Regions from separate parts of the Mus musculus genome. Here regions 2 and 3 are each linked to region 1. Evidence: chromatin loops called from intact Hi-C (ENCODE). Cell type or tissue: left cerebral cortex. All regions are shown on one strand.

Region 1 (8,000 bases):
GTCAACCTCCAAACTACACATGTGCACACTCATGTGCACACGCACACACACACACACACCAGGGGCGGGGATGCCCAGCCCTTATTGAACATCCACACACATAAGCCAGGTACTATCTGAGCATAGCATCTCATCTTAGCACTGTAAGCCCAAGGGTGAGTCTGCTATAGTTTACAGATGAGGCCATGGGCTCTGAACAAGGGGACTTCCTAGGTCTCAAAATTCACATCTGGTAAAGCCCAGATTCAAACAGAAAGAAGCCTTGCTCTTTCCACTACATCCATGGTCCCAGGACCCCAAGTCATGCTCCACAAAAGTTACCTCTGTCCTCAGCCCAAGCCTCTGCTGCAGGCAGGTCTATTCCACACCCGGCACCCACAGCCAGAGTCCCTTCTTCCTGTGTTCCCATCTGGATATCCTGAAGTTCCCCATCCATGGGCTCCTATGGACCACGCCCTCCTGTTCCAAGCTGCCAAGTGCTCCTATGCTGAAGTCACCCTGAGCAGGTAGCACGGGGGGGGGGGGGGGGGCTGGGCTCCTGTTCCCATAGCTACGGTCATTGATTAGTTCAGGGTCAATGGTCATGCGCCACTCCACTTTGTAGAGCTTGCTGTGGTTTAAGATGGTGACAGCAGGACTAGAGTGATGGCTGTGTGACTAAGCATTTGCTCCTCCTCCAGAGGACTCACATTTGGTTCCCAGCACCCACATCAGGCACCTCCAGGGGATCTGACATCCTTCCCTGGCCGCTGTGGGTACCTGTATTCATGCCTGTACCCACACACATGACTTAAAAATAATAAACCATCTAAAGATGGAGACAGGGACCGCTTCCTCCTCATGCTTCCCCCTGTAGTTACTGGATGGAAACAGAGGTGCGCCCTACTGACTAAAAATATAAAAGTGAAGGGGCGTGTCCAGTGCAAGGGAGGAGCCAGAGTCTTCAGGCATCTTACTGCAACCTTTGATTAAAATATCCACCATGTCTTAAAGCAGGACACAGGCAGTTGATCATGAATGAGGAAATCATAAGGTATGTCTAGACTTGGGTCCCAGGGCCACTTATGAACACCAGCAACTAGAACTCACATAATGAAAAAAATCAGTATTAACAACCCAGCAATTAAAACTAGTTAGTGAGCAATTAAATGTACAACTAAGTCTAATGTTTCATTCACAAACCAAATGCAGACACTTTCAGAATAGTTATTAGAATAAACAGAAATGATAACTTGGAGGAAAATGGAGGTAAAACATGATAAATTTCTCATTGAGAAAGGAAATTTTTTTCTATTTTTGGATTTTTGAGACAGGGTTTCTCTGTGTAGCCTTGACTGTCCTGGAACTCACTCTGTAGACCAGGCTGGCCTTGAACTCAGAAATCCATCTGCCTCTGCCTCCCGAGTGCTGAGATTAAAGGCATGCACCACCAGAGCGAGAGAGAAGGGGGGCTTAGGGGCTCAGTGGGCAGAGCCTCTGAGACTGATGAACTGAGTTCTATCCCTCGGAACCCATGTGGTGAGAGAGAGAACAGGTTCCTACAAGTTGTCCTCTGATCTCCACATATACACTGTGGCGCTCCTACCCACAAAATAAATGTTTGTTTTTTTTTTTTTAAATGGGTTTTTTTTTTTTTGTAATGAAGGTAAACTAAATGAGAATGTAAAGAAAAGAAGAGAAATCACAACTTTAGATGAGAGATTTTATGCCTTTTTATCCCTACACCAAGTAGATAAAAGTATACATTAATAGGTAAACACACCTGTGTGTGAATATAGCAGGTTTCATTAACAATAAAAACATATTGGCTTAATAGATATGCAAATAGTCTATAAATCAGAATGCACATTTCTTTCAAATGGCTGTGGAGCAGTTATAAAAGAAGGAAGAAAGGGAGGGAGGGAGGGAGGGAGGGAGGGAGGGAGGGAGGGAGGGAGACAGACATGAAGAAAAGAAGGAAAAGAAGAAAGAGAGGAAACAGAAAAATGGAAGGACCAGGTAAGTAGCCCAGCCCCTCCCCAATTCAATTCACTACCACTCCCCAAGATCCCCACCAGATGGCAGCAGCTCCTTGCTTTCTGGTGTGTGTGTGTGTGTGTGTGTGTGTGTGTGTGTGTGTGTGTGTGTGTGTGTGTTTTCTTTTTTAACTCAGTAGCTTCCAGCTAAGCTCTCTTTTTTTCCTCACTAGCAAAAGGACTAACTGAAAACTTTGGGCTTCCTCACTCACCTCAGAACACACCTGAGTACCACACATTACCGGGTACCCACTTGAGGACAGCCACCCCAATGGCTTTAGCTCAATCTAGACAAGGTGCAAACCATTACACAGGAGCCAGTCTCCAGAGGCATCTCTGGTATGGGATGAGCACTTAGGTCGCCTGGGTCAGGCCTTAGCTTCTTCTTCTGTACAACAGAGAAATAGAATCAGAACATGGGGGGCCCTGTGCAGAGACCCCACAGATGCCCAAAGCCCTGGAGGAGGCCAGGTCACACTCTGGGAGTTAAGGAGAAGGGAGTGAGTCTTTCCAAAGCTTGACCACATGCTTGCTGCTTGCTGGGGAAGTGCTTTGTTGTAGGGAGATAAGACAATGTCTGCCCCTGCCTTCTCTGATGTAGGACAGTCAATTGGCAAAGAAAGCTCAGAGCCTGCTGATTATATTGATCTTATGATATTGATCTACACATACCAGGAGTCACTACCATGATCCAAAGGTAGCAGTGGCTCTGGATCCTGGTCACAGTCTTCATGGTGAGCCATCTAGAGCTCCCTGGTGCTGGCTGAGGATGGGTGACTGCACAGATGAGAAGCAGTGTTGGGTCGCCCCCGACTCTGTTGTCACTGCCCTTCTCTTGCTCCTTCCTGGAGGGTCACACAAATGCCTCTCATGACAACCAGGGTGACCCAACCCTTGGATACATTTTCCCCCACGGATTGCATTTGAGAATACTACTCGTGATGGTCCCCACATCACGTAGGTTGGCCGTGTCCCTGACACTGGGCTTGCTTCTGAGAGACTGTTGGAGGTCACTGTGGCAGTTTTTTTCTCTCCCACTGTGGGTGGTGGGGTTTTCTGGCATGGCCTCTTGCTCTGGCCCTGCAAAATTCTTCTCCTATCTATGAATATTACCAGACCAACCACTGTCTCCCCTGTAAAGCAAGGCTAACAATGGTTCCCATCTCACTGGGATTCTACTATACCAAACACACTGGGCTGTTCTGAGCTCACAGAATAGAGTGGAACAGGAAATGTGTGTTAGTTATTGTTATTATCATGCCACAAGCACCCCTGGGTGTACATCAACAAAGACTTAAAAGAAAAAAGGAGTCTGGGAGTCCTGTCGAGCATTAAATTGCATCTGTTCAAGCCTGGCCCAACCCTGCATATGAACCACAAAAGGATTTTTGAAAAATCTTGCCTTCCATCTTCAATTCTCACTAGCTACACAGAATATTCGACAGCAATTTGTCTTGCAGAAAATTGACATAATGGGTAAAATTAACTCTCATGCCCAGTGAATGGGACAAACTTTGCTACCATGTATGAGGGAAACAGCCGTGTCCTTGGAGAACTCACTGCACTGCCTCCAGGGGGCACACTCACCCATCCATGCAGAAATGTCCCCAAAGAAATGCTAATTTCCACACACCTCTCACGTCACATGCCTTGCAAAGATATCTTTTGGATCTGGCCTTAATTACCTAGTCAAGCCCACCTGCTAGGCTCAGGACACCATGCTGGGTCGCACACAGCCTGTGTTTCTGTGTGCTATTAACCTACCCTTTGCCTGACCCTCCTATATAACACAGCCCCCTTTGGAACTGCCTCCTCCCAGTGACCTTGAAATGAGTGTGGAAGCCCCAAGAACAAGTTTATTCACAGGCCGGCCTGCAGGGTTCTGCCCACCACACATTACTGTCAATCTTTTCAATAGCAAAGAAAGAAAAGACTTCCCGTCCTAGTTGTCACCCCCCATCCTGCCCCTCAATATTTTTAAGTGACTGTCATTGTCCCTGACCAGACTGAGGTTAGAACAAGTTGGCTTTCCTAGACAGATCTCAGAAACCACTGCGGGGTTTCAACAGGATAACGTATTAATCTAGGACAACCAATGTTGTTCCTCCCATGCTGTCAAGTCCTCAGAAATCTCAACTAAGCCTGGGCAAGCACCACTGTCCAGGAAGTGAGGCTCATGGTGTCACAGCCCAAGGGCTGTCCAGGAAGGTAGGATGGGTTCCAGGGACAGGAATTTTGTTATATTCCCCATTCTACTCACCATTCTATGCCACCTCACATTCTACTCTGTAGAGAGTCCTGAAATCTGTGGCTAGATGTTTTTACATGTATAGGAGCTCCGGCTAGCAGCCTGTGGGCTGAGCAGTCTCCCTCCTACCCCACAATGCCAAGCAGCTGACCTGCAAATTGGGAGCACAGCTCTCCTGAGGCAGATGGCACCCTCACACCACATCTTCAATGACTGGCAACTCACAGGGCACTACTACATATTACCATTTACCCCATTTGTCGTTTTTTTTTTTAATTCTATTTTACTTATTTGTGTGTTCATGGTACCTAAGTGTCTGAGTATATGTGGTGTGTGTGCCTGTACATTCTGGGAGGCTGGAAGAGGCACCTGTGAGTTCCTGGGGACATTGTCTGCCTGTCCCTGTGAGGCATGGGCTCTCTGAACCTCAGCTAGGCTGGAAGCCAGTGAACCCCAGCCATCCTCCAGCCTCACTCAGAACTGGGGTTCAGGCTTTTGGGGGGATGCCTAGCTTTTATGTAGGTGCTGAGATCCAAACCCCTATCCCCATGATCGCAGAGCGAGAGTCTAACTGCTGAACTGTTTCTCCAGCCCTTATTTCTTCCATTAAAAGGAAAAAAAAAAGTTACTGAACTTTCTTTGGGGCAGGGAGCACGTGCCTTGCTGCATGTGTGGAGGCCAGAGGGCAACCTGCTGGCTCTCTCCACCACGTGAGTCCTGGAGATAAGACTCAGGTGGTTAGGTTTGGAGGCAAAGTGCCTTTATCCACTGGGCCATCTTGCCAACCCCAGTTCTGTCATTTTTAACATAGTGAATTCGGGATAAGGAACCTTCATAAGAACCACACTGACAGGGTTGAGGGTGGACCCCATGCCATTCCTGGGTTTAGGTCAGTGTTGGTTCTTAGGGAGCTGAGATGTCCTGCCAGGGTAACAAGCGCAGGCTCCTCCTCCTCCCAGGGCAGGGAGGGGTAATTAGTGTGTCTAGGAGATTCTAGAGATTTGGATGAAAGGAGGCTCAGGCTGTCATTACAAGCCTTCCCCTTATCACGGCTTTTAACGCCTATTTTGGTAAGACATGACAGTTGGTCCTGAGGTCTGATTGGGGTGGCTGCCCTCATCTGAGGGAGCCCCTTGTGCTTTCCGGGTAGATTTTTCCCTGGGGTAGCAGAGGGGTCTCTGGGAGGAGGCCAACTGTCTGAACACATTCTGAGAAGTTCATGGTGAGCTGTCTAGACTTCTCCAAGACTTCCTTGAGCATTTCTGTCTTGGGTGCCTCCCACTGCTTGCTCCTTGAGAATGAAGGTTCCCAGGCAAGGTGATACCAGTTTACACACAGCTATGAACCATTGTTTTTGGAAGAACTGGTGTATCTTGTCACAACTGAGACGAGAACTGGGAGCTGGGGGTGGGGGTGGGGGGTGGTCAAGACAAACTTCTCTCTCACAATAACAAGAGTGAGTCACTAAAGAATGATTCACAATTATCCCAATGGCTTTCAAATAAATACCCAGGGCCACCCGTGACCTCCTGCTCTTATCCCCAAAGCCTCTGGGTTCAAAAACAAACAAAAAACAAAACAAACAAACAAACAACAAAAACCCCAGCATATTCCCACCCAGAAGACTGTGTCATCCAAACAATGAGACCACTGTCTCTTTCTTCCGTGACAGGAAAGACACCCATGACTACAAGCTCCTATCTGAGTCACTGTGGGCTGGAGTGGGTCATCTGGAGCAAGAGGAAGGTTATCAGTCATTGGGTTTCGGGAAAAGCTAGACCCAACCTGAGAGACAGAAAGTGAGCATCTTGGGACAACTGTAGCCCCCAATCTTCTAGTCACGGCTGGGAGTTCTGGGGTATGAAGGAGGCTGAGGTGTGAGAAGAGCTTCACAAACACGGAGTCTTCTCAGGGTGATGAGTGTTGCTACCCAGAATGCACTCTGAATCGTTCAGAGGCAGGGTGGATGTGGCTACCCAGAATAGACTCCTACTGTTCTCAAAAGTGTTGGACATTGCCACCCAAAATGCCCTTGTCTGTGTCTTCCCAACAGTAGGATGGAGACCGATACCCAGAATTCTCTGCATTCTGTCTGCACTCACGAGAGGAGGGATGAGATGCCCAAATCCTGGAAGGTCTTTTTAAAAAATATTTTCCCTGCTGCCTTTTGCCAAATTTAAAATTTCATCTTCATCTACTATGTATCATTTATTCCATTTGTTTAACTCTCAATGAAGTCTGTGTTTTGTTTTAAGACTCTATTATTTAGTTTCATGTACATGTGTGAGTGCAGATGTGTGGGCAGAGACCAGAAGAGGGTGATGGAACCTCAAGCTGGAGTTCAAGGCCACTGTGAGTCCCCGGACCTTGGTGCTAGAGATCTGGGTGCTAGGAACTGAACTAAGCAGAAAATTCTCTTAACCTCTCTAGTCTTGATCTCTGAGTCTTGTCTTCTTTTTGAGATATGGTTTCTCTGTGTAGCCCTGGCCATTCCAGAACTTGCTCTATAGACCAGGCTGGGCTTGAACTCAGAGATTTTACTGTCTCTGCCTCCTGAGTGCTAGGATTAAAGGCCTAGCCACCTCTGCCAGGCAATCTGCTTTGTTGACAGCTGATTTAAAAAGCCTTCTTTGAGCTGGGCGTGGTGGTGCACGCCTTTAATCCTAGCACTTGGGAGGCAGAGGCAGGCGGATTTCTGAGTTTGAGGCCAGCCTGGTCTACAAAGTGAGTTCTGGGACAGCCAGGGCTATATAGAGAAACCCTGTCTCGAAAAAAACAAAAAAACAAAACAAAAAAAAAGCCTTCTTTGAAATGTAGATTGACTCCCTGCAGTCTTCCTGGGTCCTCTTCTTAGCTAGCTGAGAGAGCCACTTGTCAAGGACTGTGTAGAGAGTTGGGTAAGCCCTCCTGACTGAAGAGAAGACAGTGGTGCCAGGGAGAGGTAAGCCTGCCATGCTAAGAACAGAAAATCTGTTTTTCATACTGTTCAAAGCTGACTTGTTTCCCCTTCAAAATGTACATTCAAGTCTGAACGGCTTCAACTTATGGCCTGGCTTTCAAATAGAGTCCTAGCAGATGCAGTTGGGTAGAGCAAAGCCAAGCAGGACAGATGTGGCTCTAATCTAGCAGGCAGTGTCTATAATACACAGTGCAGCACAAGAGACCACTCTGGGGAGACACATATCCCTCCAGACCTAGGGGGGAGAAGGCAGGTGTGGTTGCAGGCAGAGACCAGGATAGTGCCAGGGAATTCCCAAGGCCACTCGACAGGAAAAGAAGGATCCTCTTTAGAGCATTTGTGGGAAACAAACAGCCATACTGCCCCCTTGATTTTGGGGTGGTATCCTCCAAAACTGTTAGAAAGCACAGCTTATTTTTTATAAGCCACCCATGCTGTGGCAAATGCACACACACACACACACACACACACACACACACACACACACACACACACACACACAAACACACACACTTCCATACATTGTGAGGGTACTAGATTCCATTCTGGAGTCCCCTGAGTGACACAGATGAAATCTTAAGGAGGGACCCACTCCCTCTTAGTTCCATGTGTGAATGGTATCGAGCTAATAGCTGTTGGGTGTATCCTGTGATGGGTTTGGGCAGATGAGCAGGAATCCCCTCTCAGGGAGGGGGCCTTCATATCTCAAAGGCAAGGTGGACATAGTCTGAAGCCTGGAGCAACGGTCTCTGTCCAGCCTCCCAGATCAAACTTCAAG
Region 2 (8,000 bases), 270 kb after region 1:
GTTGAGAAACGTCTCGGAGAAGCCTGCTTTCTTCAGGTTTTCACGGAGAGTTTGGTTAAGCAGTCTGACGTAGTCATCCCCTCCGATGGCGTGCATCAACTTTTCTACACTGCTAAAGGCATAGTCATGGGACTGGTAACGGTAGATCCTTGCAAAAAAGAGAAATGGCTATTAAACGCCACTCAGGACATGGAGCTACAAACAGCATCAGAAGATGAAACTGATACCAGGCTTTGCAAATTGTAGGACACCCTGGGATACACAGTGAAATTCTACCTAATACTAATAATGATAATGACAATGATAATGGGGCTAGATATGGCTCAGCAGTTAAGAGCACTTGCTGCTCTTGCAGAGAACTTGGGTTCTTGTTTGGTTCTGCTTGAGACAGAGTTTCTCTGAACAGTCCAGGATGTTCTAGAACTCCCTCTGTAGACTAACTAGACTGGCCTGAAACGCAGAGATCCTGCCTCTGCCTCTGCCTCCCAAGTGCTGGGATTAAAGGTTTGTGCCTCCACCACCTGATTTAGGACTAGGTTCTGTTCCCAGCATCCACATGGAAACTCACATCATCTGTTAACTTTTTTTTCTTTCTTTTTTTTTTTTTTTTTTTTTTTTTTTGGTTTTTTGAGACAGGGTTTCTCTGTGTGTAGCCCTGGCTGTCCTGGAACTCACTTTGTAGACCAGGCTGGCCTCGAACTCAGAAATCCACCTGCCTCTGCCTCCCAAGTGCTGGGATTAAAGGCGTGCGCCACCACGCCCGGCTGTTAACTCTTTTTCCAAGAGATCTGATGCCTTCTTCTGACCTCTTTGGACACTAGGTGTGCATGTGATCGTGGACATACATACAGACTAAAGTGCACACAATTTTTTTTTAAATCATGAATTGAATTCCATGTTTCCTTTTGATGAGTTCCTACCAGACAAGGGAGGCACAGTTTAATCTCAGCCCTCTGCCCTCCCCTCTGCCTTCTACCTCAAGACATCTGTGCTCTTAAATATGTTCAATGGGACATTTTCAAAGAGATGTGCATATCTTGGGGATATAGCTCAGCTGACAGAGTGCTCACCTTGCAAACACAAAATCCTGGGACTGACACCCCTACCCCCACCCCCAGCACCACATAAAACTTATGCCTATAATTCCAACATTCAGGAGGTTGGCCAGCCTGAAATTCACAATTTCAATTATAGGTGATCTGATGCCCTCTTCTGGCCTCTGGGGGCTCCTGCACACACTTGTGCAAATTTATACACATGGGCTCACACACATACACATAAATTTAAAAAAAAAAAAACTTAAAAAATTTTACAAAAAGGCCTCACTCTAGGTTCAGTGGAGATGGCTCAGTGGGCTAACAGTGTCGGCTATGCAAGTCTAGAGACCTAAGTTCACTCCCCTGTGTGTGCATATGCACTTGTACACACACACACACACACACACACACACACACACACACACACAGAGAAGATAAAGACATGGCTGAAGAAGATAAAGACATGGCTGAGGAAAATACTGTATGCCGACTCCTGTGTGCACTCACATACACAGAGGCAAATGGATGGATACACCTACAGAGAAGTGCACGCACACCAAACCCCAAAGCCACACTTCACCTCAGTTTACCTTTCCTCCAAGCTCTTGTGCTCAGGATCTCACTCACCAGCACGAGGCAGGCACTGAGACTGAGTCTCCAGTCAGCCTGGGAGGCAGCTCCAGCTTTGGCATTTCCTAGGTGGGTGGCTTTCCACACTTAAAGCCTGGACATCTCCATTCTCCCCATGTGCAGAAGGCTGCCGAGCCGACTGACTGCCATGAGAACTCATGCTTTTTTTTTTTTTTTTTTTTTTTTTTTTTGGTGGTCATTGTCGTTGTTCAGACTAAACTTCCGAATCATGCTTTGCCCATGTTTCTTTAGTGTTGCCAGACACTCTGAGATTCTACACAAAGTCAACTCCTTAAATGAGATGGTCGGGCGTGCCAGGCAAGTGTCCTACCACTGAGCCACATCTCAGCCCTCGCCAAGTACAATTTAGAAGCAAACACGTATGATATATTCAGATCCCAAGTAGGATGATGATCTGTATGATGTCTGCGAAAACGTTTTGCCTAATGAGGTGGTGATGAGGTAGAGCTGGTGCAGGAGACTAACCCTGTCACGCTCCCGGGCCGACAGATCTTAGATCCACCAGAGGCTGAATAGTTACCTCATGAACTTGTCCAACAAGTCTTCTACCCACATGTGCATTCTGAGGGACTGAAACCCATAGCGCCACACCAGCTTAATCACGTTGATTACAAACCAGCTGCTCTCCTCAAACACCAGAGACTTTCCATTGTACACGCCCACCAGGCCACCTGAAGCGGGAACACTGGAGAGACCTGCCAAAACAGAGGGAGGGGCTCCAGACACGGCTCTGTGGTTAAGGGCCCTTGCTGCTCTTATAGAGGACCTGGGTTCAGTTCCGAGTACCCATGTCAGGCGGCTCACAACCACCTGTAACTCTTGCATGGATATATCCCCCCACCACCACCCACCCACCCCCCCCCCACACACACAGATACATAATTTTAAAAATAAATAAATAAATCTTGAAATGATACAAAACAAGACAAAGCTAGAGGAAAGGTAGGCCAGTGATTTCTACACTGGTCCAATGAAAAGGGAATTTGGGAGACCTGTTAGGGACTTTCTGGACTGAGTGACTTAGGGGCCATTCCCAGGTCTCAGGAAACACATTAGAGTTCTATTTTTAGAACAGTGTGGACACAGGACTGACTGCTCGATCCACAAACTGACACAGCAGGAGATGGGTCAGAAAATCTCATACCTGTACCAAACTAAACCCACTAGTCTCAGTCATGGAGAAGAAAGCCTCTGCCAGGGCTGGGAAGGGCACCCGAGGAGTAAGAGAGGTCCCATCCTACGCAAGCCTCAACTTTGCAAAACTGGGAAACTCAGGTAAATGGGAAACGGCCAGAGTTACACAATATTCCCTAAGAGAAGGCTTGCACAGGCCTGCCAGCCTTCCCCGAACATGGCCCGCTCCTCTGCCGACAACGTGTCAGTCATGTGTCCCCGTGAGTACATGTCTGAACCCTGTCTGAACGACTTCAAGCCAAGTGTTGGAAGCCCATGGATCTCATTTTCTCAGCAGCAGAATGAGCTAAAAACACTCTGCTAGCTCAAAGCACTCTGATTTCTCAACCCAAAGCCTGAAGTTTAAGAACTGACAACAGGGGGCTGCAACATGGCTCAGCCCCAAATGGACTGCACCTGGGTTCAATTCCTGAGACCCACACAGTAGAAGAAAAAGAACTGACTGGATCAATTGTCCTCTGACCTCCATACACACCCTGTGGCACTCAGACCAACACCCCCACCCCACAGTTATACAAAATAAATAGCTAAAATATAACTTTTAAAAAAATTTTTTTTAATTTTTTTTTTAAAGAATTAACAGCAACAGCCACCCTCACTCAACCCCATGGCTGTAATTCCAGAGAGCTGATGCCACACAGATAGCTTAGAGTCTCATTACAGGAGAGTGGCTCGATGCTAAGCTGGGACCAACTGCTAAACCCCACAGCAAGAGAAACAGTTTCACCAACTTCTCTGTAGAAGACAAGGCAGAAACATCAGTTCTCTGTGTTAGGAAAACACATACGGCCAGTCACACATAGTGTTGCTTAGTGCTATGAAATCACATACCCAGCTCTTTGACAAATCGCTTCATGTGCAAATTTAGGGGGTGAATGACTGAACCCCCTGCCTCGTAGTCATGACCTTGCACCTTCAAAGTGGCCAAACGGCCCCCGACCTCTTCTCTCTCAAACACGTCAATCTTCACGTCCTTCCCAAATTTCTTCCTTAGATAATAGGCGGAGGAAGTACCACCGATTCCAGCACCGACTATTGCTATACGGAGGGGGGGAAAGGAAAAGAGGAACCGTTTGTTTCCCCTCCTATCAGTGTTGCTTTTGTTTTTGAAAAGCCATTAACCAATAATAGCCATTACTCAAGACTAAAACTAACAGCTTGGGGAAACCTGAGGGAAGGGGTTCTCTTTAAAGACAGACTCCCTGAACCTAGACAGGTGCTATAGATGAAGTTACAAACTGACAGTTGGTCAAAAGATGCCCAAAGGTTCTCCCAGGTCTTTGTGGAGGCACCACCGGACCCAGGGACCCTGCTGTGCCCAATTCCTGGGGAAGTATGAATGGGCCCCTCCAGCACGCATTTTAAATAAAGCAGACGCCATCTTCGCCCAGCTTTGTTCTTTGTCTCTCTATGGCCCCAACACCATTAACGATCCCGAAAGACACAGCTTCAGATGGGAATAGACACCCAGGAATGAAAACCCGAGGCAACCAAAGCCACGAAGAGACCGGGTTCTCCAGCTAGCTGCAGCAGTTGCAGTAAGCAGAGCGCAGGTGCGGGGAGGCGGTCCCAGTCCTTCTCGGGGGAGGGGATCTGGAGGTAGGGGAAGAGAGACTGGTCCCAGTGCAGAGTCTGCGTGCCCCAATCGGCCGGACAAACAGACTTAGCTCCAGGGACAGCTAGAGGCGGGCTCTTGAGGGCGTTCAGCTGCTAGAGCCGAGGGCCTCCCAGGCTGGAGCTGCACGGATACCGAGTCCCTGGCTAGCACACGCCTCCAGTGGCACTCCTCCAGACTCGGAGCGCACGGCCCGGTCTCCGGACCCCGATCTCCACCCAGCCCTGGGAAGACCGACCTAGGCATCGCCGCGCCTCTGTATCCCCCGCACCTACCGATCCTGTTCGGCGGGGCCCGGGGCTCGGCGCTCGCCAGACTGCCCAGACCACATAGCAGCAGCCCCAGCCAGAACAGTGAGCCCACCAATGCAGCGGCGAAGCGCCCCATGGCCTCCCGCAGCTGCAGACTGACCGCGGGTCCGCCAGCAGACCCTGCTCTATGCGTCTGCGCGCTTTCGCCCCGCCCAGACCACGCCCCAGAGCACACGACCACGCCCACTCGTCCCACCCAGGTCCTTTGCTCCCCAGGCTCGCCGATTTTGTGTTATCTAATCCTGGTCCTCTGTGCCCCCGAAGTACACTCTGGTCCCAGAAGCCCACATCCAAGGCGCAGGTTGAGGGCCACCTCAGCTCTCCTTTCCCGCCTCTCCTGAAGATGCATCCTTCTTCACAAGTGCCCTCTACAGTCCCCAAAATCGCGAGCTTGTAGAGAATGCACGTGGCCAATCTCAGTCTAAACCAGGCAAACCGGCCGCAAACATTTCTAAAGTGAGCACTTTGTTCCAGGGACTCAGCTGCGTGATAAGAAAAGGAAGAGAGATGGGGTATTGTGAAGTAAGAGGAGCAAAACACGGGACCCACGTCCATACGAATAAAATTAGAACACCAAAGTGGCCTCTCACATACGGTCTGTTTCCAAGTTGAAGACACTAGAGAAGACACAAAAACAAGAAATGCTGTCTACTTTCCTCCAATTGCCTAAAAACAAAACACTGAGTGTGTATGGGAGAGTGGGGGTGCTGGAGACATGGCTCAGTAGTTAAGAGCACTTCCTGCTATTTATTCCACCGGACCTTCCTCTGGCACACTTGTAAGCATAACAAAATTTTAAGCACTGGAGAAATGACTCAGTGGCTAAGAGTGCTACTGAGTTCTGTTTCTGAGGCTTACAACTGCCTGTGCCAGCAGTGCCAGGGGAACTGTCACCCTCCTCTGACCTTCCAGGGCACCAGAACACACACAAACACATAAATAAAAATAAACATACACACAAGGACAAAGGGATCCTCCCTTCTCTACCTGAGGGATGTGGGTTTATCACCAAAGGCAATTTTAGACATCTTAAGTAAAATTCCTAGGAAGCCATTAGTTTGGCCTGAGCTACTGGGCTGGATGGATGGACAGCATGCCAACTCAATGGGGAATCCCCATCGGAAGCTGCGTGCTACCAGAGGTGAAACTAAATTTTCTGGTTGACCTTCATAGGAAAGGGAGCTGGTGACATGCCTCTGTTAGCAGATCCGAGAACGATGTCCCCTATGCTTCAACCTTCCCAAAGAGCATAACTTCAAAACCAGTCAGCTCTTTGTTTCCAGCTTCTGCCTTCCTCTGCCCTGGGCAGTCTAAAGAGCCAGGCTTCTCCTCCAGATGTAGGAAGAGCTGTGCTATGTTATAGAACAAGGTGTTCTCACTTCTAGTCAGCTGAGACCTGTCAATATCTTGTAGTTTTGGTTTTTCCACAGATCTTTGTTTTTTCAAACAGAATCTCAAGTAACCCTTTCTACCTCTTGTGTGCTGGGATTTCACAAACTTTCACCAGTAAGAAATTCACATAACAAGCCTGACCCCGGAGCCTTTCTCCTGCCATATATTATTTGCCTTCTCTTGGTTTCCAGCCCTAAGAACTCAAACTCTTCTTTGCCACCTTATGCCTTGTCATGTCTCTAAAAACTGACTATCCTTTGAAGGCGACTTGTATCCTAAGCCAGCTTCTGGAGAGCTGTTCATTCCTTGGAGAAGCTCTCAATTTTCTGTCTGTTTTTCTCTTATTTACTGAGACAGAGCTCACTATGTAGCCTCGGCTGGGCTTTAACTCAAAGAGATCTGCCTGCCTCTTGTCTCCTGAGTGCCGAGATTAAAGGGCTATGCCACTGTTTGGGTTATTGTTCTCTTGTTGATGTGGTTTTGTTACAGGGGTCTGTCCTAAATAAGGAATCATAAAAATGAAGAAAATTATTTTTTTCCTCTCCCCTAAACTGATGTCATACTATAAGACACACACGCACGCACACATGCACGCACAGTGTGTACTCAGAATGAATTCTGAGGAGATGGTTCACTGGGTAAAATGCTAGGTTTGCAAGCATGAGAACCTGAGTTCAGATTCCCTAGAGCCCATGAAAAAGATCTGGATTCAGAAGCACGTGACTATAATCCCAAAGCAGAAAGACAGGATGGTCCCTAGGGCTTGCTGGCCAGGCAACCTAACCTAATTGGCAAGCTCCCAGTTTAGTGGGAGACTCTATCTCTAAGGTAAAAGCTGGCTAGTCAGGGCAGTGGTGGCTCATGCCTTTAGTCCCAGCACTTGGGAGACAGAGACAAGCAGATCTGAGTTTGAAAGTAACCTGGTCTCTTGGAACCCAGTCCAGGAATAGAATCTTGTGAGGAGAATTCTGAGTACAGGTGAGAACACTTCAAGAAAAACAAGACCTTGTGACCTCAGTTTCTTCAAAACATGGAATTGTTTCTGGAGTCTGTTTCCATGCTCCTCCCAGATATAGCAGATAGGAATGAGTTTATGTCAATTTTTCAGTATTGCTTGTTGTTGTTCAATTAAATATTTAAACTATCCTTTCCATGCCTCGATGGGAAAACCATGTTTTTGCCACATGTGGCTCTTCCTTGTGATCATTTACAGTTTAAATTCATGAGAACTTAACTCATGTGATTTCTTTCTTAATCCTCATATAAATTGTTGAAATTCCAAATAAAGTTGGCTATTGCATAAGACTTTAGTCTGCCTTGTTTATAAGCCCCAGTCTCCCAGGTTCTACCACGTCTATATTGGTGACACTGGTCTATAGAATGAGTTGTTCCAGGGCATCTAGTGGTACATAGAGGAGCCTCGTTTCAAAAAGCCAAAAGATACACACACACATGCATTGATGCATTTGAGGAAGATACTCAATGTTGACTTCTGTGAGAAAAGCTATAGGCTCTAACATGATCCCTTTTTCTCCTGCCCCATCCCCAAGCAAACACAAAAGAAACAAAATATGATCATAAAGAACAGTATTAATGGAAGGAAACTGAGTTGGATACAAAGTAATGTTGAACTTAGGGCTATCACTATAGTTCAGCCAGTTATGGTGCTTGTGGTCCTAGTCTGGTGCCCAGAATTCTATATCCTGAACTCACATAAAGACTGGAGAGAACCAACCACTTCCACGTACAGAGTCTGGGAAGGGTTACTTTAGGGCAGTGTACTCCACAGAGAGGCCATTA
Region 3 (8,000 bases), 64 kb after region 1:
AAGCTGTATTACAAACAGGAGCGGACACAGTGAAGAAGCCATTGCCTGCACAGACTCCTACCACAGGGACGCTGACCATCCCTGGGCTCTCATCATCAATTAGAAGGCTGCTAAGCCTTCTCTCCAGCTGACCTGATCCCTCTGGTGTCTGATCTCTCCTCTCGCAGCTTTTGGTCAGTGCCATAGGCGCCACTCTGTCCTTGCTTCCCACATGCTCCTCATGCAATTTGAAAGTTGGCTGTGAGGACACACTTGCCTGTCAGTACAGATATGTCCTGATATTTGCAGTCTCTCTGAACGAAGTCTCCATCTCCATGGAGATGTGAGATATATCTCCTCCCTCCTTCCTGCTACCTCTGGTTTGGGACAGAAGACCAGAGTCTCCTTTGTCACCCTCTGCTGTCTTCCTGAGCATCCTGTTAAAAATATTTTGACTGTTGTCTGTCTTATCTGTCCTGTTTTTCATTTCCCCTTTCCTTTGACCTTAGGGAGAATTTATTGAGTTCATCGGGTAGTGATGAGCAAGTCCCATTTGCCTTGATTTTTCTGTCCTTTATCTTTAGGTGTGTGTGTGTGTGTGTGTGTGTGTGTGTGTGTGTGTGTGCCCATGTGCATAACTGTGTGAGGCAACCACAGGACAACCTTGGTTCCTGAGGTGCTGTTCATTTGTTAACTGCATCTCTCATTGGCTTAGAACTTGACAAGTAGACTACACTGGAGAGTCCCAGGGACCCAGCGCTCTCTTTTCTCCACTGTGCTGGAGTTACAGGTGCATGCCTGTAATGTGCATGTATGCGTGTGTGCATGTGTGTGTGTGTGTGTGTACATTATCTAGGGATGGATTCTAGGTCTTCAAACTTCCATAGCAAGCGCTCTGATGACTGAGCCACCTCCCCTGCCTTCTTTCTCCCTCCACTACCCCACCCTCTTACTTCTGAGCATCACTGTTTCTGTCAGCATCACGAGCTGAACCTGCTTAAGGGTTTCCAGGTAGTAGATTTGGGACTTTTCCATAGGAATGGCTAAGAATTCCAGAGGCCATCTTCCCACTCTCCAGAAAAGTGTAACAGTGAATTCAAGACTACTAGGGCACATCAGCAAAGAGAATGGACCCATAACTGGATGCCCAGCTGAACTACTCTCCTGCTTCTGAACATGTGGGGGTGGGGGAGGGGACTGCCACATGATGTGCTGAGCCCAGAGTAGGTTTGTCTGTGTTGCATCCAGGCCCCTAAGAAGTTCCCAAGCTGAGTTAGATGACAATGCCCCTGCTGTGACAACTAGTAGTGTTTCAAGGTCCACGAGCTTCTAAACCAGTGCCTTGACCAGCGTGTACCACTACAGGTTCATTGACACCAAGCTTCCACCCAGGCTTTGGGGACATTGTAGTCTAGGATGGAAGGATTTGGGATAATTCATATGTCCAGTCTCCACATCTGAGGTCAGCCAGCACACCAGGCATTAGTTGGAAGCAGGAGTCACATCAGCACTGAACAGCACCGGCAATGAAAGCCACCCAGGTGCCTAAAGGCAGAGCTCCCCACAGCAAGGAAGACTCAAAACAAGCCCAGCATACATGCCCTTCTATGCCCTCCCCTAGAGCAGGGGACACACTGACAGCTGGGCTTCCATGGGGTTGAAGCTTAGACAATCCGCCCCCTCTGCATCCATTTCTCTCCCTAAATCCCTTGTCATGGTAGAATCTCCTCATTCCGCCAAAACTCAATTACCAGAGTCTTCCAAACGGGTCCCCCATGACCAATGACTTCTAACCTTTACCATCTGGCAGGTGCCTCTCTATTCCCCTCTCCCCCCTTGCCATGTGTTGCTTCCTAAGTGAAGGTCCTGTACGTGCTGAAGCCAGCAGGCCACTGGCTCTGAGACTGGTTTATGGGTGCTATCTTCCCTCTCACACCCATGGCTGTATTTCCTCCTCAAGACCTTCTAGAAACTTCTGGGACTGTTTACCCAAGGCCAGCTTGGCTGGCTGAATGCCAGATGAAAGCACTAGGACCTGTGACACCCCGTAATCAGGAATGAGGGGAGACTGGGGAAGTGGGTGAAGACCCCGCTAAACACACCCTCAGAATTTGGATGAAAGTCACCTGGGCTGAGACTGGTGTTCTCTGCCCCAGTGCTGCCAGTGTCCTCTTGTTTGCTCAGGGATGCGCATGATTGGCTCTGCAGAGTGAATCCCCCTTGCTCGATCCAGGGGATATTCTTGTAAAGAGAGCTCTGCGTGCACACAGGGAAAGAGTCTCAGGAATGCAGGGGAAGGAGGGTACCTTGAGTCTCCTCGCAGACCCAAGGACACCACTGGGACTTACTCAGCTCAGACAGCAATGGATTTTGTATAGCTGAAACATATCAGTGTGTACGTGTGCACATGCAGATAGATGTGTGTAGGCGTGGAGGTGTGGGCATGCATGTATGTGTACCCGTGAGCAAGGAAATTGACATGGAATGATTAAGCCAGGGAAGAGTGGGGAACATGGAATGGAGAGGCAAGCCCACCAAGGGAACTTTAATAGCCAGCTTTGTTCAGATGAAACACTGTCAAGTAGACAAACTCTGGCATCTAGTTCTCCTACAGTCCCAATAAGTCTTATCTTTAATAAAATGTGGGAAACTGAGGCAGTGGAGCAGAGAGATCATGGAACAAACTTAGCTTTCAACATCACTCTTGCTATTTGCTTCCCAAACCTGATGATCTATTCGCTAGAAGAAACTGGAAGGTATCTGGAGAGACGGCTCAGTGGTTACAGTGCTTGGCATGCAAGCATGAGAACTGGAGTCCAGAGCCCCAGAATCCACATAAATACTGGGTGGAGTAATAGCTCTCCCAAAATTTCAGCCTTGGGAAGAAGAGACAGGGGATCATAGAGGAAGATGGCTAGCAGACCAGCCCGATCAGTGAGCTCTGGGCTTGATTGAGAGACCTTGCCTTAATGAATGAATGAGGTAGAAGGAAAGATGAGGATGATTCAACCTCTGGCCTCTGCATGTGTGCACATTTGTGCACAGGCACCCATACATACAAACATGCATATACGCATAAGCACGCCACACATATGCACATAAAAGGTTTTTTTTTTAAAAAGCTGGAATGTTCTAAAACCATATTATACCAGTTCAAGAAAATCTTGGGGAACAACAAATGATTTTCAAGTATTAGGGCATGTTCTAAACCAGGTGTGGTGGCACACTTCTGTTGTTCCAGCAATGAAGAGGCCCGGGCAGGAGAATAGAAAGTTCCCAGCTATATAACAAGGCCCACCCTAAAAAAGATAGACAGACAGAGAGGGGAAGAGAAGAAGGTGTGAGGGGGAGGCAGTGAGGCAGGGACAGAGTGGAGGAAGAGGTGGAGACAGAAAGAAAGAATGTACTTGGAGTTGTGTACTTTCTAGTTTGCAAGCTGGCAAAATATGTGGGTGTTTACCTGTATGTGTGTACGTGTATCATGCGTATGCTTAGTGCCCATTGAGGTCAGAAGAGGGCACCGGGTTTCCTGGAACTGGAGTTATGGATGGTTTTGAACCACCACGTTGAGTACTAGAATTCCCACTGTACATATTTAGTCCTCTGCAAAAGTAGCAACTGCTCTTAACCTCTGAGCCATCTCTACAGCCCCACAAATTATCTTCTGATTAAAATATTTTCTAGCCCTTCAGGGGACCAGCCCACTTGCTTGGTTCTGCCAGCCTCAACAGTGTGTGGGCAGTGGGCAGAGGACCAGGACATCTGATTCCCAGACAGCTGGCAGCCAACCTCAGCCGCTGCTCTGCACGTGTTCCAGTCCCCAGCCCTGATTCCTTGCCTCTTGTAGCCAAGGGAACAGGCAAGCCCCAGGACAGGACCAGGTCAAACTGAAGGAAGTGAGCCCTCGTGCTGAAGGCCATAGGAAAGTTCTATGCAATGGATGGAGAAAATGACTGTCTGGGGACCCTCACTAGCCAGTCACAAGCATAAAGAAGGAAGTACAATAGTTTCTAGTCAGTGTAGGGAAGGGATGGCTTTCTATATAAACTCACACCGCTTTGTATTGGACCATCCCATCTGTTATGGTGCAGGTCTTAACTGTTCCTCTTATGGTGGGACTGGAGAGATGGCTCGGTGGGTGAGAGCCCGTGTTATCTTGCAGCAGCTCCCAGCACTTGGTAGTATGTAATCATATGTTACCAGCTCCAGGGGGTCAGGAGCCAGAGGAGCAGGTCCTATATAGTTCTGGAGGATCAGACTCCAGACACACATGTACCATATACCATCAAAAAACTTATACAAGCAATATAAACTTTTTTTTTTTTCAAAAAAAAAAGGGGGGGGGGGAACTTGGAGCTTGGTGTGGCTCTACAGGTCTCAAATCTTGTCACTCTGGAGGTAGAATCAGGTAGATTTCTGTGAGTTCAAAGCCAGATGAGACTACATAGTGAGATCCTGTCTCCAAAAACATTAATCAATCAATTAAGACAAAAGGATGCTTGGACTTAACGCCATTTTGTTGTTTGTTGTTTGTTGTTGTTTGGCTTGTTTGGTTTTTTTGGTTTGGGAGGGGTTTTTTTTTCCTCCCCTAAAAGCTCATTTTGCTGCTTGGTTGGGCCCCCAGTGGGTGGCGCTAGAGAGAGATGGTGGAGACTTCAGTAGGTGGGGCCCTATTGGAGGAAGTTAGAACACTGGGAGTGTACCCTTGGAGGGGATATTGGGACCCACTCCCCTGCTTTTGAGCTGAGACGCATGCTCCCCACTATTGTGTCCTTCCCCTTCACAGACCCAAAGCTACAAGACTGGCCAAGGGAGCATGAACTAGAACAGAAAACCAAATCTCCTTTTAAGTTGCTTACCGCGTGCATTTTGTCTCAGCAACAGAAAGCTGGTTAATTAACACAGTACCCACACATTAGGGCCAATCGCTTGGGCCTTCTTTTGGAATCGACGAGGTCCTTTGTTCTTACAATAAACTGGAATTTTCAACTCTGAAACTTTGAGCATCCAGCTAAAGAGACAGCAAGAGAATCCCAAGTCCAACACACCCGACCAACGCCCCACCTGCTAGGAGAGTGGGTCTTCTCTCGAGCAGCTAGGCAGCAGGAAGCAGGAGAGGGGTCAGTCTGATTACTCTATGCCTAGTCGTGGTCTCTCTGGAGTTACTGTCCCCTATGGATGTGCACACACACACATCCCCAAACTCCCACAGGCCATTCATTCTCTATCCAAAAGAAGTCTTCCCTTCTTGTGTTTCCCTCTCATAGTTCATATTCAGGGGCCATCTCAAAGACACAACCCCTGAATGGGCCATCTAGCTGACCCCCACCACCAGCTTCTCCTTAGTTCTGCACTTAATTGTAACAAAGCCAGCTCTTGTTCCGGCTCCTGCTTCCCCGAAGCAGTGGAACAGTAGGGTTGATGCGAGATTAAGTTCATGGTACACAGAGATTCCCTGATCTTCACAATGTATCTGGAGACTCAGAGTGGGGCCAGCAAGGATGGGGACACAGGTGGAAATTCGACTTTAATGAGTGTTTGGCTGACTATGAAGAGAGCGCTTTTCTTGAGTCAGACCTTGCCAGGTAACTGGCCAAGCTCCTGGGTCTCCAGTCTCCTGCTCAAGCGTGTCTTGGAGAAGCCCCTAGCACAGGTGACTGGATCCTGAGCGACTCCGCTCCGCCGCCTACAGCCTGGACGCGGCTACTACGCAGGGGACTCGGGCGGCGACCCTGGGCGCAAGCACTGCAGGGAGGTGTCTGAAGCCAGGCGCTTCCTGCCTGGCCCTTGGCCCAGGGTGGTGACTGGCTGTCGCGATCGGGGCGCAGGTCCCCGCCCCCGGCTTCCAGTCCCCACCCCTGCGCCTTCGGGGGCGCCCCATCGCGGGAGGGTGGTCCGCCTCTCCCCGGTCGCCTAAGGCAGAGAGGTGGCGGGAACCTCCACCTCTTTCCCGTTTCCGCCGCGGGCAGCGCGCCGGCCAGTGCCACCGGGAGGCGCGGTCGTCCCTCCGCCCGCGCGCCGGGGGGCCGGCCCTGTCGCCTGCGCCTTTTTCCCCCGCGCACACCGCGGCGGCGCGCGGCTACTCGCCAACCGCAGGGAGCGCGGTGGCTGCAGCACCCTGCGCTCGGAAGATGGTCCCCGCGACCGGACAGCTCGCTCTGCTAGCGCTGGGTATGTAGGCAACACCCGATGTTCCCGGGCCGCTCCAGCCTGATCTCTGCGTTTCTCTTGAGTCCGCTTGGGAGAACAGAAGAGAGGCGGGTGTTTGGAGTGGGTGGGAGCGTGCGAGCCACCGGGAGTCACCAAGAACTGTGAAGTGGGGGACAGTCTTAGCGAGGTGGCCGCCGGGAGGTGAGATCCGGCCTGAACTTTACTCTGCGCGTCGTCGGCTCGCCGGTGCCCACGCCCTCCTGCCTACCTGCTGGTCGCCGAGCCGGGCTTCTTCAAAGCCGCCTAAGCGCAGGTTGTCCCAGTGCGACCCCTAGGTGGCCCTGGCCTGAGCCCCTTTCGAGTCCCTGGGGGCGGGAGCATGCGTTGCGCATCCGTACCCTTAGCCTTCGACTTGAAGCTCTCCTAGGTGTTGGGTGGGTTTGTGATTTTATTTTCTTTTAATTTTTTAATTTTTTTTTTGGTGCGGATTAATTGTCCTGTTAATGAGCTTACATGGGAGTCTTGGTGTCCCTGTCAGAGGAGGCGGGAGTAACACCTGAGTATAACCAGTTTCCTCAGAGTTGGTTCTTGGACATAAACGCGAGTGGGGGAGGGGACAATCGTCCCCCTCTAATCCCCTGGTGTCTGGGTGGTGGGAGGAACGGCCGCTGCGAAGCTCGAAGCTCGCAAGTGTGTGTTGCTACTCTCAGCTACCTGGTGCAGAGTCTGTTTGACAGAGTGGACTGAAGTACCCGGGTGTCCCAGTCACTGCTGCCGCCTTGTGAATCTTTCTGTCTGATGTTTTCAGCATTTAAAACCCTGTAAGAGGGCTGAAGCTGTAAGTCAGTGGCCAGAGTATTTCAGGCACCAAACCCTGGGTAGGATTCCCCGCCGGGCTCGTGACCCCAGTGCTCAGAAGGTAGAAACAATAGAATCATACTACTACCCTCAGCCATATATAGCGAGTTTGAAACTGAGAACCTGGTTCTAATTAACTATTAATAATTAAAGCCTTAGAAAGTAAGATGTTTGCAATCGTCCCCCACCCCCCCCACCCCCCGCTATTGACAATAGACCCCAGAAGGTGTTTATAACTCCCCTCCCTAAAATGTGCCCAGAGTAGCAGCCTGTCACAGTGAGGAAGCATCCACAGTTCTCTGGCAATCCTGCATTAAAAAGGCTCCTTCTGCTGCAGGAGGGGACACGTTGAGATGTTCCCAGCTTTGCCCTCACCTGAAGTGAGTTATGGGCAGATTTCCTCACTTATTGTTAGAGCTGCCTTTTGGGTGTATTCTATGGTCGGCTTTCACTTCATATATGAAAGCTTCATAATTTAAAGCTGTGAAATTCGCAGCCGGTGGGAAGCCTGCAGGTTATTCCCCATCCAAATGTTTCTTTCCCTCCCCGCACCTCCCCTCAGAATAGTATTACCAAGTAGAACCCTGCGGATGCTTGTGTGGTGTGACCAAGCGGCTCCAGTTCGTTCACCCACTTGGCTTGCACGCTCACTTCATGAAGGAGCCATCCTGTTCCCATTTAACAGACGAAGAAAGAACGGTGCAAAGAGCCACTGTCCTAGGAGGGCCAACCTTATTAAAGACCAAGGAGTGCAAATGTGGAAGGCACTTCACTTGTGGTCAACATATTAGTCCCATCTCTGGGGTTGGGGATGTGGTTTGGAGGACTGACTGTGGAAAAAAAAAACAAAAAAAACCCGACTGTTGGATTTCTTGTGGTTGAGCTCTCTGATGGCGAGGTGGTTTAATTCAGTGAAAATGAGAGCAGAAGTGATTCCTCCAGGCTGCTGTTGACAGCTGTGCTCCCCCAGTCCCTTTAACTCGAAGCAGACCCCACGCTGTCACACTGTAATT

Evidence for each region. Hi-C counts contacts between places; a loop is a spot of excess contacts. Peaks named below come from ENCODE experiments on the same cell type or tissue, not always from the same donor. Only the 100,000 strongest peaks of a DNase experiment are listed, where the experiment ranks them.
Region 2: it touches region 1 in a loop (5-fold over the local background); 8 of 42 quality-filtered maps call a loop at or near these places.
Region 3: a loop joins it to region 1, with 2.1 times the contacts of the local background. A loop is called at or near these places in 4 of 42 quality-filtered maps.

What each region holds. Positions count from the first base shown.
Region 1 is chr6:86,125,061-86,133,060 of GRCm38, forward strand. It overlaps the pseudogene Gm19596. Among named protein-coding and RNA genes, the nearest start is that of Tgfa, 66 kb to the right of the region's middle. In left cerebral cortex, CTCF peaks have their summits at 2,042 (motif pointing right) and 3,580 (motif pointing right); DNase peaks (open chromatin) are centred at 762, 937, 2,094, 2,301 and 4 more places.
Region 2 is chr6:86,392,201-86,400,200 of GRCm38, forward strand. It overlaps Pcyox1 (prenylcysteine oxidase 1), which reads right to left and starts at 4,950. Exons shown (of 6, transcript NM_025823.4): 1 at 4,773-4,950; 2 at 3,714-3,920; 3 at 2,209-2,383; 4 at 1-148. The coding sequence starts at 4,884. In left cerebral cortex, a CTCF peak has its summit at 1,203 (motif pointing left); DNase peaks (open chromatin) are centred at 1,111, 1,710, 1,969, 3,085 and 2 more places; H3K4me3 peaks cover 2,126 bases; H3K27ac peaks cover 1,833 bases.
Region 3 is chr6:86,189,396-86,197,395 of GRCm38, forward strand. Tgfa (transforming growth factor alpha) reads left to right here and starts at 5,827. Exons shown (of 6, transcript NM_031199.5): 1 at 5,827-6,150. The coding sequence starts at 6,111. In left cerebral cortex, CTCF peaks have their summits at 4,602 (motif pointing right), 5,682 and 6,476; DNase peaks (open chromatin) are centred at 3,756, 4,622, 5,769, 6,031 and 2 more places; H3K4me3 peaks cover 2,356 bases; H3K27ac peaks cover 1,710 bases.